5 separate regions of the Homo sapiens genome follow, and all the other regions are linked to region 4. The links are chromatin contacts, found by Hi-C or POLR2A ChIA-PET in ENCODE. All regions are on one chromosome and are shown on one strand. Each heading gives the region's core, a stretch centred on a gene start or an enhancer-like site at or near the end of the contact. The rest is flanking DNA. Distances are from core to core; before and after follow the strand shown.

Evidence for each region. A loop is a pair of places that touch in the nucleus more often than their neighbours do. ChIA-PET counts read pairs that join two places held with the same protein, here RNA polymerase II (POLR2A). Pooled maps may share reads with other maps.
Region 1: a pooled map shows a loop between it and region 4 (5-fold over the local background). The contact joins the promoter of CAMSAP3 here to the promoter of ZNF557 in region 4. A Hi-C loop is called at or near these places in 1 of 50 pooled maps. POLR2A ChIA-PET finds 5 or more read pairs at or near these places in 4 of 52 experiments (HEK293, PC-3 and activated T-cell).
Region 2: a loop to region 4 is called in a pooled map, with 7 times the contacts of the local background. The contact joins the enhancer-like site here to the promoter of ZNF557 in region 4. A Hi-C loop is called at or near these places in 4 of 50 pooled maps. POLR2A ChIA-PET finds 5 or more read pairs at or near these places in 2 of 52 experiments (activated CD8-positive, alpha-beta T cell and activated T-cell).
Region 3: a pooled map shows a loop between it and region 4 (6-fold over the local background). The contact joins the promoter of FCER2 here to the promoter of ZNF557 in region 4. A Hi-C loop is called at or near these places in 2 of 50 pooled maps. POLR2A ChIA-PET finds 5 or more read pairs at or near these places in 2 of 52 experiments (HepG2 and activated naive CD8-positive, alpha-beta T cell).
Region 5: a loop to region 4 is called in a pooled map, with 5 times the contacts of the local background. The contact joins the promoter of TUBB4A here to the promoter of ZNF557 in region 4. A Hi-C loop is called at or near these places in 7 of 50 pooled maps. POLR2A ChIA-PET finds 5 or more read pairs at or near these places in 2 of 52 experiments (MCF 10A and activated CD4-positive, alpha-beta T cell).

Annotation. Positions count from the first base shown.
Region 1 is chr19:7,594,459-7,597,232 of GRCh38, forward strand. It overlaps CAMSAP3 (calmodulin regulated spectrin associated protein family member 3), which reads left to right and starts at 1,405. Exons shown (of 17, transcript NM_020902.2): 1 at 1,405-1,692. The coding sequence starts at 1,545. RefSeq lists a silencer at 1,105-1,544 and an enhancer at 2,384-2,774.
Region 2 is chr19:7,656,017-7,658,716 of GRCh38, forward strand. No RefSeq gene overlaps it. Among named protein-coding and RNA genes, the nearest start is that of RETN, 12 kb to the right of the region's middle. RefSeq lists an enhancer at 2,136-2,255. Within about 2 kb of position 1,360, at least 11 of the 41 ENCODE cell types and tissues checked have a DNase peak (open chromatin) inside an H3K27ac peak, as active enhancers do.
Region 3 is chr19:7,700,763-7,703,462 of GRCh38, forward strand. It overlaps FCER2 (Fc epsilon receptor II), which reads right to left and starts at 1,369. Exons shown (of 11, transcript NM_001220500.2): 1 at 1,253-1,369. It overlaps LOC105372262 (a long non-coding RNA gene), which reads right to left. Exons shown (of 5, transcript XR_936296.2): 5 at 2,318-2,359. RefSeq lists an enhancer at 1,256-1,365.
Region 4 is chr19:7,068,290-7,070,989 of GRCh38, forward strand. It overlaps ZNF557 (zinc finger protein 557), which reads left to right and starts at 1,414. Exons shown (of 8, transcript NM_024341.3): 1 at 1,414-1,484; 2 at 2,273-2,364.
Region 5 is chr19:6,500,890-6,503,589 of GRCh38, forward strand. TUBB4A (tubulin beta 4A class IVa) reads right to left here and starts at 1,420. Exons shown (of 4, transcript NM_006087.4): 1 at 1,267-1,420; 2 at 626-734; 3 at 398-508. The coding sequence starts at 1,323. RefSeq lists silencers at 937-1,046, 1,217-1,396, 1,407-1,676.

The DNA.
Region 1 (2,774 bases), core at 155-2,654, 530 kb after region 4:
AAGGACACTCATAGACACAAATAGTCACACTCTTGCAGAAATATACACACTTTTTTTTTTTTTTTGAGACAGGGTCTCACTCTGTTGGCCAAGCTGGAGTGCAGTGGCACTATCTCAGCTTCTGCCTCCCTGGTTCAAGCGATTCTCCCGCCTCAGCCTCCCGAGTACTTGGGATTACAGGCATGCACCATTATGCCCGGCTAATTTTTAAAAATTTTATTTTTAGTAGAGACGGGGTTTTGCTATGTTGGCCAGGCTACTCTTGAACTCCTGGCCTCAAGTGATCTGCCCGCCTTGGCCTCCCAAAGTGCTGGGATTACACTCGTGGCCACCGCTCTCGGCCTGAAATACACACACTCTCAATGTCTCTCCATACTCCTGCATTGACAGAGGCATCAATAACAGCCTCATACAACACACCAGTACGTTCAGATGCACAGAGATAGACATACTCACAGCACTCCAAAAACACACACACAGCCGGGCACGGTGGCTGCCGCCTGTAATCCCAGCACTTTGGGAGGCTGAGGCGGGTGATCACCTGAGGTCAGGAGTTTGAGACTAGCCTGGCTAACATGGTGAAACCCCAACTCTACTAAAAATACAAAAATTAGCCGGGAGTGGTGGCGCAACCCCGTAATCCCAGCTACTCGGGAGGCTGAGGCAGGAGAATCGCTTGAGCCTGGGAGGCGGAGGTTGCAGTGAGTCGAGATCGCGCCACTGCACTCCAGCCTGGGAGACAGAGTGAGTGAGACCCTGTCTCAAAAACAAAAACAAAAACAAAAACAAAAAACAGACACACACTCATCACTTCCATCCATCCTCAGGATACAGACATCTATATAATACATATCCTTGTACACACAACAAATTAAACACACACTTACACGTGCCCAGATACATACCCCACACACACACACCCCTAGACACCCCCCAATACACTTGGTCACCACCCAAATGTATTCAGAGATACACAGATACGAAGACACTCATATTCTTGTGCCTTCACTAACATAATCAGAAACAGGTGCACCCAACCACTCTCTGCCTGAGGGCCGGCGTTTATTGCAAGCACTTGCAGGAGCTCCTACGCCTAAGGGTAGACACTGGGGCTGGCACACACAGAGGGTCCCTAATCCTTTCCAGTAAGCTAGGCGCGCGCGCACACACTCACACACGCGCGCGCGCACACATACACACTCAGTCCTCCGCAAGCTCCCTCCACCATCGCCGCAGTCCAGGCCGCCCCCCTCCGCCCCGCCCCTGCTGCTCCGTGCACACTGCAGTGAGGGGCCCGGGCGGGGCGCAGGGGCGCGCCAGGGTCCGGGTCCGGGTTCGGGGGCGGGGCGCACCTGGGCTCCTCCCCGGGGCGGGCCCGACGCAGCGTCGCCAGCGCAAGCGGCCGCACCTGGCTCAGCAGCGGCGGCGGCGGCGGCGGCGGCAGCGGCGGTAGCAGCAGCGGGCCCGGCTGGGGCGCGAGCGCGGCGCAGCCCAGCCCAGCCCAGTCCGAGCGCGGACCCGGCGCCCGCAGCCCCGGCGCCGCCATGGTGGAGGCGGCGCCCCCCGGGCCCGGGCCGCTGCGGAGGACCTTTCTAGTGCCCGAGATCAAGTCGCTGGACCAGTACGATTTCTCGCGGGCCAAGGCGGCGGCCAGCCTGGCGTGGGTGCTGCGGGCCGCGTTCGGGGGCGCAGGTACCGGGGCTCGGGGGACCGGGGTCGGGGGCGGCGGGCCGGGCGCGGCAGGTGCTGGGGGGGGGCGGGGCGCCGGGCCGGGAAGGCAGGGGGCCGTGGGAACAATAGCGCCGGCCGCCGGGGGTCCCCGGGCTCGGGCCCCTGCCGCGCCGGGGCCTCCGAGCTTCCTGCTCGGCCCGGGCGGTGGACTTTGCCCCGCCGGCTGCGGGAGCGCGGTGGGGGTGGGGCCCGCGGCCCAGCTCCGCGCGGGGGTCCCCGGCGTCCAAGCCTCCAGGTGAGCCGGGCGGGGTCTGCGGGCCGGGTGGGGTCTCCCCGTGCGGACCTCTCGTTCCCGCCTCCCGCACCCCCAAGGCCTTCCCTTGCACGCCTTCTTCTCTTTTACACACATCACGCCCCTGCGAGGATCTCCTCTCGGTCTCTTCCCCCGCCACACACCCTGGAGACCCAGACCCCGACCTCGCTGGGGGGTCTCGAGCGCTCCGGTCTCCACCACCGCACGACCCCCAGGCCCCAACACACACCCCGCGTCGGCCCTGGCCGCGCTGCGGGCGGCGACCGGGGAGCTCTGGGAACCCCCTTTCGCCTCCATAGCCCCCTCCAGCGCCTGGCAGCTGCGACTTATGGCCCCATTTTACTGGGGAGGTTGGCGAGCCCAGCTGAAGGGAAATGGGTAGTACAAGATCGCCTGGGGTGGGCCCCCCGCTCCTCCCGGCTGCGGGGCCTTCTCCCATTAGAGCAGATCCTTCACTCCCTCCCCCAGGCCCGCTTGCCTGAGAGCCCGAGCCACCCTAATGGGGAGGATGCCGTAATCCCGGGTCCCCGGGATTAGAGGCCCTGGAAACACTCAGTCTCGGCTTTGGGCAGCTTCACAACCCCAGGCCAGAGCTAGGAGTCAGGGCCTGGCCAGAGAAGACAGGGGTTAATTAAGGTCTGGGCTTTCCAGCGGGGAGCTGTGGGGGTACATCCTTTTCTCCCACTGGTTCTGCCCACTGGTGTTGGCACAGCCCATCCCCCCTCTCCCTGGCCTTCCCAGATCAACCTGTTCTGGGTGTGGGTCTCAGTGACAGCTGTCCGTCTCCTGG
Region 2 (2,700 bases), core at 110-2,609, 590 kb after region 4:
GGCTCCATTTTGGGTGTCCTTCATTCCCTTCTTTTTTTTTTGAGGCGGAGTCTCGCCCTGTTACCTAGGCTGGAGTGCAGTGGCGCGATCTCGGCTCGCTGCAGCCTCTGCCTCCCGGGTTCAAGTGATTCTCCTGCCTCAGCCTCCCAAGCAGCTGGCATTACAGGCATGTGCCACCACGCCCGGCTAATTTTTGTATTTTTAGCAGAGACAGGCTTTTTCCATGTTGCCTAGGCAAATCTCGAACTCCTAATCAAGCAGTCCACCCGCCCTCAGCCTCCTTCATTCACTTCTGAGATGATTCAGTTTCTGTCTCTGTTGGCAGCTGGGAAAGTTCTGAAAAAAGAATGAAGAGCAGTCCAGGCGTGGTGGCTCGCAACTGTAATCCCAGCACTTTGGGAGGCTGAGGTGGGCAGATCACCTGAGCTTGGGAGTTGGAGACCAGCCTGACCAAAAAGGTGAAACCTCACCTCTACTAAAAATACAAAAATTAGCTGGAAATGGTGGTGGATGTCTGTAATCCCAGCTACTCAGGAGGCTGAGGCAGGAGAATCGCTTGAGCCTGGGAGGCAGAGGTTGCAGTGAGCTGAGATTGTCCCACTGCCCTGCAGCTTGGGTGACAGAGTGAGACTCTGTCTCAAAAAAAAAAAAAAGAAAAAGAAAAAGTAAAGACAATGGCATCAGACAAATTCTGGCTCTGAAATCTAGGCTAGCTGGCCTGGTGACTTTTTTTTTTTTTTTTTCATAGAGATGGGGTCTTGCTATGTTGCCCAGGCCGGGTTTTGAATTTTTGGCCTCAAGCCATCCTCCTGCCTCAGCTTCCCAAAGTGCTGGGAATATAGGTGCCCCACTTTTTTTTTTTTTTTTTGAGACAGAGTCTCATTCTGTCACCCAGGCTGGAGTGCAGTGGCGCAATCTTGGCTCACTGCAAACTCCACCTCCCAGATTCAAGCGATTCTCCCACCTCAGCCTCCCGAGTAGCTGGGATTACAGGTGCCCACCATCACACCCAGCTAAGTTTTGTACTTTTGGTAGAGACAGGGTTTCACCATATTGGCCAGGTTGGCCTCGAACTCCTGACGCCAGATGATCTGCCCGCCTCGGCCTCCCAAAGTGCTAGGATTACAGACATAAGCCACCGTGCCCTGCCCTTTTTTTTTTTTTTTTAAGAGTCTCTGTCTGTCACTTAGGCTGGAGTGCAGTGGTGCAATCATAGCTCACTGCAGCCACAAACTCCCGGGCTGAAGCAATAGATCCTCCCCCTTCGGCCTCCTAAGTAGTGGCTGGGATTACACGGGCATGCCACCACACCCAGCTAATTTTTAAAAAGTTTTTGTAAAGACGGGGGTTTTCCTGTGTTGCCCAGGCTGAACTCAAACTCTTGAGCTCAACGGATCCTCCTGCCTTGGTCTCCCAAGGAGCTGGGATTATAGGCGTGAGCCACTGTGCCTGGCCCTGGTGACCTTTTGACAGTAGCCCCGCCTTCCCCAGCGTGGGTTTTGCCCTCTGTAATGTTGCGTAGGGCTGTTGCGATCACAGAAGGTGGTGGAGTGTGAGTACTTCTGGGGTACTTGCCGGAGGCTGGGGATTTGTGGAGGTGTGTGGCTCAGTTTTATTCCAGGAAACCGTGGCCAGACGGGCCTGTCAGCACCTTCCCTTTCATCTACAGTTCCTCAATTGGGGGGGTGTGAGTTGTTTCATAAGCCCCTCCCCCTCATTTCTTGCAGGAAAGTGGTAATGCAAAGAAACTTTTATTTTATCCACATCTATATTCTTTGTAACCTTTTAAAATAAGATACTTGGCCTGGCGCCTGTAACCCCAGCATTTTGGCAGGCTGAGGCAGGCAGATCACTTGAGTTCAGGAGTTCAAGACCAGCCTGGCCAACAGGGTGAAACCCCACCTCTACTAAAAATACAAAAATAAGCTGGGCACGGTGGCGCACGCCTGTAATCCCAGCACTTTTGGAGGCCAAGGCGGGCAGATCACCTGAGTTCGAGAGTTTGACACCAGCCTGACCAACGTGGAGAAACCCCCGTCTCTAATAAAAATACAAAGTTAGCCGGGCGTGGTGGCGCACGCCTGTGATCCCAGCTACTCGGGAGGCTGAGGCATGAGAATTGCTTGCACTCGGGAGGTGGAGGTTGCAGTGAGCCGAGAGGGTTAGGGTTAGGGTTCAGGAGGAAGGAAAAACCTAGGGTGTTTAGCCCCGGAAATCTCTCTTTTGATGTTCACTGCCTCGAGGTTCTTGCTACCTCTTGCTCCAAGTCACAGCCTGGCCCCAGCAGGTCATGCCAGAGCCCCCAGCCTGTCCTCTGCCAAGCGGTGGTCCTGGCAGCTGCTTAGACTCCCACTCCGAAGCTGGATCATCTGTAGATGGGAAGTGTTTGCATAAATGGGGCCAAGGAGTGCTCTCCAGCTCTTTGGTAAAGAAGCCTGACAGCCGCCAAGGCTTTTACTTTTATTTTCCATCCTTCACCCGGGAGGGGAAGCAAGTATCACTGTGTTCTGATTTGGCAGAGCCACCTGTCATTGCAACTTGTCACCAGGGCAACAAGTCACCATCTTAGTAAGGCAGCCAATGAGAAGCATGGGTTTCCTCTGGTGGTCGGTTTCACAGAACGGCAACAGTTTCTAGGCATCCGAGTGATACCAGAACTCTTTGTTCAAATAAGGCTTCAAGGACAGATGTATAGTGACA
Region 3 (2,700 bases), core at 119-2,618, 630 kb after region 4:
TCGGCCTCCCAAAGTGCTGGGATTACAGGCGTGAGCCACTGTGCATGGCCTATTTTTTTATTTTTTGAGATGGAGTCTCGCTCTGTCACCCAGGCTAGAGTGCAATGGCACCATCTTGGCTCACTGCAACCTCCACCTCCCGGGTTCAAGCGATTCTCCTGTCTTAGCCTCCCAAGTAGCTGGGACTACAGGCACCCACCACCACACCTGGCTAATTTTTGTATTTTAGTAGAGACAGGGTTTCACCATATTGATCAGGCTGGTCTCGAACTCCTGACCACAGGTGATCTGCCCTCCTCAGCCTCCCAAAGTGCTAGGATTACAGGCGTGAGCCACTGCGCCCGACCAAGTCCTCTGACTTTAAAGCATCTACTATGTGCTGAGGAGCATGGGACTTGGGGTCCTTCAGGCCTGGAGGTCACGGGCTACCTTCTTTCGCTGCTTGACTATAGGTAAGTCCCTTCTCTCGGAGCCTCAGGGAGGTGGGGTGTGGCGCGGCCAGGCTCTGATTAGCGGCAGCTCAAGCTGGCCCTTTTGACATTGTGAGAGGAACCCAGAGACCATCCTGGGACTGGAACTGTCCAGGGAGGCAGCTGGACAGACCTGAGTCCGAGTCCTGGCTTCTTCCTGGATGAGCAGCTCAGTTTGCTCATCTGTAAATTGGGAGTATTCAAAGCACCAGCACACAGTAGGTGCTCAGTAAACCTACTGGCAGGATGCTGGGGGACTGTCCTCATTCTGTGGGGCCTCTCTCAGTGGAACTGAGGTTCCAAGAGGGTAAGTCATTTGTCCCCATCACGCAGTGGTGGGACTGGAACTCAAACCCGGGACCCTTGAGCTGGGAGCCCATTTGCTCAATCATCTGGAGACATAATCTCATGGTGGGGTGTCTACTGGTAAGTGCTGGGTGGCAGGATCCCAACTCCAGGCCGTCCTTCTAACCCAAGAGGTCCTGCCTCTGCCTAGAGTCTTCCATGGCTCCCCAGGGCCCTCTATGATCGGCCCAGCGCACTCACCAAGCTCATCTCAGACCAGATGGCCTGCTTTCACTTCCCCAAATCAGGGACTCGAATGCCTCGAGATTCTGTCCACACTGCGGCCCCCACCCCCGCCCCCTCACCACCCACCACCTCCCTTCTCTGGTTGTGACCTCCTGCTGGTCATCCCTTGAGGCTCAGCCCAAGGTCGTTTCTTCCAAGGGCGCTTTGATCTCCACTTCCCATGGCCAACCCCCAACACACCAGATACGTACTCACTTAGTGGAGTTTGGAGCCTGTGTCTGTCCTCCTAGTGTGTTGGGGTCGACCAGAGCGATTGGCAGGGACCGTCAGAGACAGAGGTTTAAGCAGGAAGAGAGACACTTTCTTCTGAAAGTAGAGCCACTGACAGCTTCTATTTTCATAGACCTAAATATGGGCTTGCCACCCGGATAACATTACACGCATGGCCTCTCCTGGTGCTCCCCACACCCGGGTGAAGTCCGTGTTATTATTATCTCCATTTCTCAGGTAAGAGAATTGGGTGAGAACTAGAGATGTTAAGCAGCAAGTTCCCACAGGGCTGAAGGAGGTGAGTGGTAGCGTCAAGATGTGAACCACTGTTACTGCACACTGAATCATACCACTATGGCCGATCACAGAGGGCCCTGGGGAGCCACGGAAGGCTCTAGGCAGAGGCAGGGCCTCTTGGGTTAGAAGGACGGCCTGGAGTTGGGATCCTGCCACCCGGCACTTACCAGCAGACACCCCACCATGAGATTATGTCTCTTGATGATTGAGCAAATAGGCTCCCAGGTCAAATGTCCCAGGTTTGAGTCCCAGCAAGAAAAAAGGGAAGAGGAGAGAGAGGCAGAGGAAGGGGAAAAAAAAGACAGAAGGAAGGAGAGGGAGAAGGAGGAGTAGGAGGGAAGGAGGGAAGCGGGGGGAAAGAAAGATACGTGAGATAATATTCAGGTCAAATATGGACAGTTTTGGCTGGGCACGGTGGCTCACGCCTGTAATCCCAGCACTTTGGGAGGCTGAGGTGGGAGGATCACTTAAGCCTGGGAGTTCAAGACCAGCCTGGACAACATAGCAAGCCGTTGTCTCTACAAAAACTATAAAAACTAGCAGGGCATGGTGGTGCATGCCTGTGATCCCAGCTACTGGGGAGGCAGAGGTGAGTGGATCACTTGAGCCCAGGAGTTCAAGATCAGCCTGGGCAACACAGTGAGATGAAAGAAAGAAAGAGAGAGAGAAAGAGAGAGAGAGAGACCGGGCACAGTGGCTCACGCCTGTAATCCCAGCACTTTGGGAGGCCGAGGCAGGTGGATCATCTGAGGTCAGGAGTTCAAGGCCAACATGGTGAAACCCTGTATCTACTGAAAATACAAAAAAAAAAAAAAAAAAAAAAAAATTAGCTGGGCATGGTGGTGGGCACCTGTAATCCTAGCTACTCGGGAGGCTGAGGCAGGAGAATCGCTTGAATCCGGGAGGCAGAGGTTGCGGTGAGCCGAGATCGCGCCATTGCATTCCAGCCTGGGCAACAAAAGCTAAACTCTGTCTCACAAAAAAAAAAAAGAAAAGAAAAAAGAAAGAAAAACAGAAAAGAAACACCAAACTCCATCCCAGCCCCATCCTGGAACTAAGACTTCATCCCCATGTCCTCACAACATGGCCCAGCTGGACTTATTCCCAAGCTTCCTCCTCCTTCTCCTCGTGT
Region 4 (2,700 bases), core at 164-2,663:
ATTTGTAGCATCTAAACCTTAGCCAGACATGTAACAAGTAGTATGTCATTAATAATTTTTTCTCATTTTTTCTTTTGATCTCTTAAATTTTAAAATTTCCTTTTTTATTTCTTCCTATGAATCCAACACCTATTTTCTCCACCAGAAATGTAGTTCTCTTTTCAGTAGATCCAGATGTGCACTAGACAATTAATCAGCTTTGGCTTTCACTTGGAGACATCCCTCCCTAGTCCTCCCTCCCCTCGTCCCCCTCTGGATGGGAGAAATATGCATACATGATCCCATTTTTGAAAGAAATTAGGAAGCTCAAAATCACACAAAAAGGCTGGGTGTGGTGTGGCTCACACCTGTAATCTCAGCACTTTGGGAGGCCGAAGTGGGGTATGACTTGAGGCCATGAGTTCTAGACCATCCTGGGCAACACAGACCTCCTCTCTACAAACAAATACAAAAATAGTCAGGCTTGGTAGTGTGGGAGGCCCGGGTGGAAGGATGGCTTGAGCTCAGGAGGTCGAGGCTGCAGTGAGCTATGATTGCACCACTGCACTCCAGCCTGGGCCACAGAGTGAGACCCTGTCTCAAAACAAACAAACGAAAAGCCACACACACACACACACACACACACGCCCTAAATGTGTGGCTATATCATTTTAACAGGCGGTGAATGTGGAGAAATGACTGAAGAAAACTTTAAAGAGTTCATTTTGCATCCTGCTACCTGAACAGTTTTAAAATCCACAAAAAGCCCTACACCCAAAAACTGACCTCCACCAAGTCTTGTCCTCTCAGCCTACTAGCTCAACCCCATTCCATGCCCCACCACTGCCTTATCTTGTCCACATACTCGCCCACCAAACCTGGTATTAACCCACAGCAAGATCCGCCCATCAAACCTAATGCCCGCCCACAACCTCGCCCCGGAACTTAGTCTCTGTCCTGACAGCCCCGCCCCCATGCCTGGTACCGCCCACGGTCCCGCCCCAGAACTTCTCCCCACCCCCGGAGCTGATCTCCACCCACACTCAGCCCTGCCTCCAGGCCTGGTACCGCCCACAGCCCCGCTCCAGAGTTGGTCCCCGCCCCCGGAACTGGTCCCCGTCAACACTCAGGCCCGCCTCCAGGCCTGGTACCGCCCACAGCCCCGCTCAAGAGCTAGTTCCGCCCCCAACCCTGCCACAGACCCGCGCCAGGACGACCCTGCCTCCGCGGCTGTCCCTAGCCAGGGCCCAACCTGGTTCTATTAATAACTAAGCAAACTAGAACACCTCAGCCGGAGGCTGGGGTGCGCGGCTGCTGCACCTGCAGCCTGAACCCGGGGGTCCTGACACGCCGCATTTTGGGCTGGGACCAGCTGGAGCCGGAAGCGGAGGTGCAGTGTGGCTAGCCGGAGACCGGAAGCGGAAGCGCGCTTGTGTCTTGTGAGAAGAGCCGCGCTTGCAGCGTCTGGGAGAATCTTTCGGTCTCCGCGAGAGGTGCTTCATTCCGTGAGTCCGAGTCCAGAGAGGGGCCCCAGCCGCGGGCCTGCGTCCCTCCCGGGAGCCGGGTTTCCGCCCCTGAGGCCTCGGGCTGTGCGCTCAGTTAAGCCCGAAGCTGCTGTTTCCTCCGGTGTCCGGGCCCCGCGCCCCTGTCATCCTCACTCTGTCGTCCTCACCCTGTCGCCCTCACCCGGGGCGATTCTGCGCCCCAGGGGACTTTTGGCTATAGTTGGAGACGGTTTGGGATGTCACAAAATGGAGGGTAGGAGGGACTGTGCTACTACTGTAATCTAGAGGGTGGAGGCCAGGGATGCTAGCAGCTCAGCATCCTGCAGCGCGTAAAGCAGCCGCCGCCAGCAAAGACTCATCCAGCCCCAAATGTCATTAGTGCCCAGGTTGGGAAACCCTGCTGGAGGGCATTAAAATCTCTGCAGTCCTGAATACACTGTAGAAATTATTTAGAATTCAGCCGAGTCCACTTATAAGGCCTAAAGTGACGAATTTAAAGCATCTGGAGTCACCATACAATCTCCAGCCAAATGAGTTAAGCAAGTCAGATGAAAACAGCTTTAAGCTTCTTGTCCCATTTTAGGGACCAGATGGCTGGATAGGAATCTGGTGAATTCAGGCACAGCCAGTAGCCTGGGTTCTTATTCTTTAAATCAATTTTTTTTAAGTGAATGGGGTGGTCTTTCTATGCAACAACTGTATTAGTCTCAGTAAATACATTTTACTATACGTACATATTACTCCCTACAAAAGGCCTCATAAGCGATTTTTGTGCCCTTTTTATTTAGACGAAAAAAGTATAATTCAAGCTCAGATTTGTGTTGAAACCAGCCTCAAGTTTCACCTATCCTCACTGATCCGTGGACTTCTGTATGATCAGGTAGGTACCGTGTAGAACCTGCAAGTTGCAAGACTCCACTGTGTAGAAAACCTGTGAATGGATTTTTCCTGTGTTCAGGTTGTAAACACAAGGACTCACTAACAGTGAGGGTATTTTTTTTTTTTTTTTTGAGACAGAGTCTCACTCCGTTGCCCAGCCTGGAGTGCAGTGGTGCGATCTCAGCTCATTGCAACATCTGCCTCCCAGGTTCAAGCAGTTCTCCTGCCTCAGCCTCCCAAGTAGCTGGAATGACAAGGGTGCACCACCACGCCCAGCTAATTTTTGTATTTTTAGTAAAGATGGGGTGTTGCCATGTTGGCCAGGCTGGTCTCGAAC
Region 5 (2,700 bases), core at 170-2,669, 570 kb before region 4:
CTGGGGCAGAGAGGGAGCTCCGGCTGTTTGATTCTTACCTGGATCTCCAGCTTCTAGAACAGGGCCTGGTATGCAGTGAGTGCTCACTGTTTGTTGAATGCATGAAGTGGCAGAATTGGGATGTGCACCCAGGCAGTCTGGTTCCGGTTCAGACCGTTGAATTAAAATGCCACCTCCTCCAGGAAGACTTCCCTGAATCCTTCTCTGTATCCGCCCTCCTCAGGGCTCTCACAGTGGCCTGAGCATCCCCTCATCACAGCCCTGGATGCAGGGCTGGTGCCTGGTGCCCTGTCCACCCCATCTCTGGTCTGTGGGCCCCGGTGGTGGCTGTTGACTCTGTGGTGTTAGCAGGAATAAGGAGGTTTTCCAGCCTCTGGCTCCCTGCTGGGGGACTCACCAAACACGAAGTTGTCCGGCCGAAAGATCTGACCGAAGGGGCCAGAACGGACAGAGTCCATGGTGCCGGGTTCCAGGTCCACCAGCACCGCTCTGGGGACATAATTTCCTCCTGCAGGGAAACAGATGGAGGGCAGTTCGATGCGTGCCAGGAACCACAGGCGCCCGGTAGCATCCTGTTCCCTCCCAGCTGCCCCTTCCCACCTGGAAGGTGCCTCCTTCGCCCTACCTGTGGCCTCGTTGTAGTACACGTTGATCCTCTCCAGTTGCAGGTCACTGTCCCCATGGTATGTGCCTGTGGGGTCGATGCCATGTTCGTCACTGATAACCTCCCAAAACTAGAGAGAGAGGTGGTCGGAAGAGTTGAGAGAGGGGAAGCCGGTGGCCAAGCCGAGGACTGCCCCCAGCCCCCAACTAGCTCCCTAGCTGCCACCTCTCCCCCAGCAAGGTGAACGGGGGACCTAGAGGCATGGTGTCGGGGCGAGGATGAGGCAGCAAGAAGGAGCGGTGGGGGCGGGGTGCAGCCGAGTCAGCACCCAGCGGGGCCGGCTGGTGCCAGCGCACCCAGGCTGCAGCCCGGGGGAGGCACCGGGGCTCTTTGTGCGTGAGGAGGGGACAGTGGCCCAGCTGTGGGCCCAGCTGTGACAGGCGGACAGAAGGCTGGCTCCCACTCTCCGCAGCCTCTTTGTTCCCAGTCTGGCCCTGCCACCCCCACCCCGCGACCCTTCCCCCAAGGCCCCTGGGGCGCGCTGGCCTCCTGGGGACCTCATTCCTTTCCAAAGACTCCCAGGTTGCGGGGTGCTCCGGGGACCGACCCCGCGGTGCTCCCCGGGGCCGCCACTGCCTCCCCGGGCCCCGTTCCCCGAGCACCTTGGCCCCGATCTGGTTGCCGCACTGGCCGGCCTGCAGGTGCACGATCTCCCGCATGGCGGTGGCGCTGAGGGTGGACGCGGCGGCGGTGGCACGAGCGCGGGGAGCTGCGGCGGCGGCGAGGGTGGAAGATGCGGCGGAGACGGCGGAGCACGGTCCCTGCGCCCCCGGGAGCCGCTATATGAGCGGGCGGGGCACGCGTCACGGCCGGTCACCCTCCCGCTCCGCCCCTTGGTCCCGCCCCGGGATGATGGAGGGGGCTGGGGTGGGGGGAGGTGGTGCAGGGACCTCCCTCCCCAGGGGGCCTCCCAGAGAAGTCCGGGACGCCACGTGCTCCGACCCCTGCCTTGGGGGTGAGGCCCCTTAGGGAGCCACCAGTGCAGTCTCCCCCGTCCCAGCCCCCAGCCAGGCTTGGCCACCCGCAGAAATTGGGCGGAGGAAGGGAGGGGAGCGCCTGGTAAACAGGCATCTGAGAAGTCCTGCCCCTCCCCCTTAGCCTCCACCCTCCCGCCCCAGGCCTTGCCTCAGTTTCTCGGTCCGCAGCCCCCCTTCTCATTCTATTTAGACCTCATTCGCCAGAATCCTTGCAGTAACCGCGAGCCCTCCCAGTGGGCTGGGGGCTCCGGAGCGGCGATCTGGTTTGCGGGTGGGGGGCGGTAGGTTCCTGGAGGGCTTGTCCTGAAGCTGCATAGTAAAACCACGATTTTCCTCCCATGATTGGGTGCAGATGCTGGTGGGCTCCCCTGGTACACCTCTACTGGGCATTGAGCTCGTCCCAGGTGGGGTCACCCCCAGCCTGGCCTAAGGAGGAGAGTGGAGGAGTAAGACAGCTGGGTTCATATTGGGAGGGGGACAGTGAGTCCCCAGGGCTGCCTCGCTTTCCCAAAATAACACCCCTCCTCTCCAGTATTGTAATTTATCTTTATCTATATCTATACCCTTTTTTTTTTTTTTTTGAGACAGAGTTTCGCTCTTGGCGCCCAGGCTGGAGTGCAATGGCCCAATCTCGGCTCACTACAACCTCAGCCTCCCAGGTCCAAGCGATTCTCCTGCCTCAGCCTCCCGAGTAGCTGGGATTACAGGCATGTGCCACCACGCCCGGCTAATTTTTTTGTATTTTTAGTAGAGACAAAGTTTCTCCATGTTGTTCAGGCTGGTCTCAGACTCCTGACCTCAGGCCATCTGCCCACCTCTGCCTCCCAAAGTGCTGGGATTACAGGCGTGAGCCAACGCGCCCGGCCTATATATATATATTTTCGGACAGGGTCTTGCTCTGTCCCTCAGGCTGTAGTGCAGTGGCATGCTCATAGCTCACTGCAGCCTCAATGTCCTGGGCTCAAGCAATCCTCTCACCTCAGCCTCCCAAGTAGCTGGGACTGCAGGTGCATGCCATCACGCCTGGCTAATTTTCAAGATTTTTTGTAGAGATGGGGT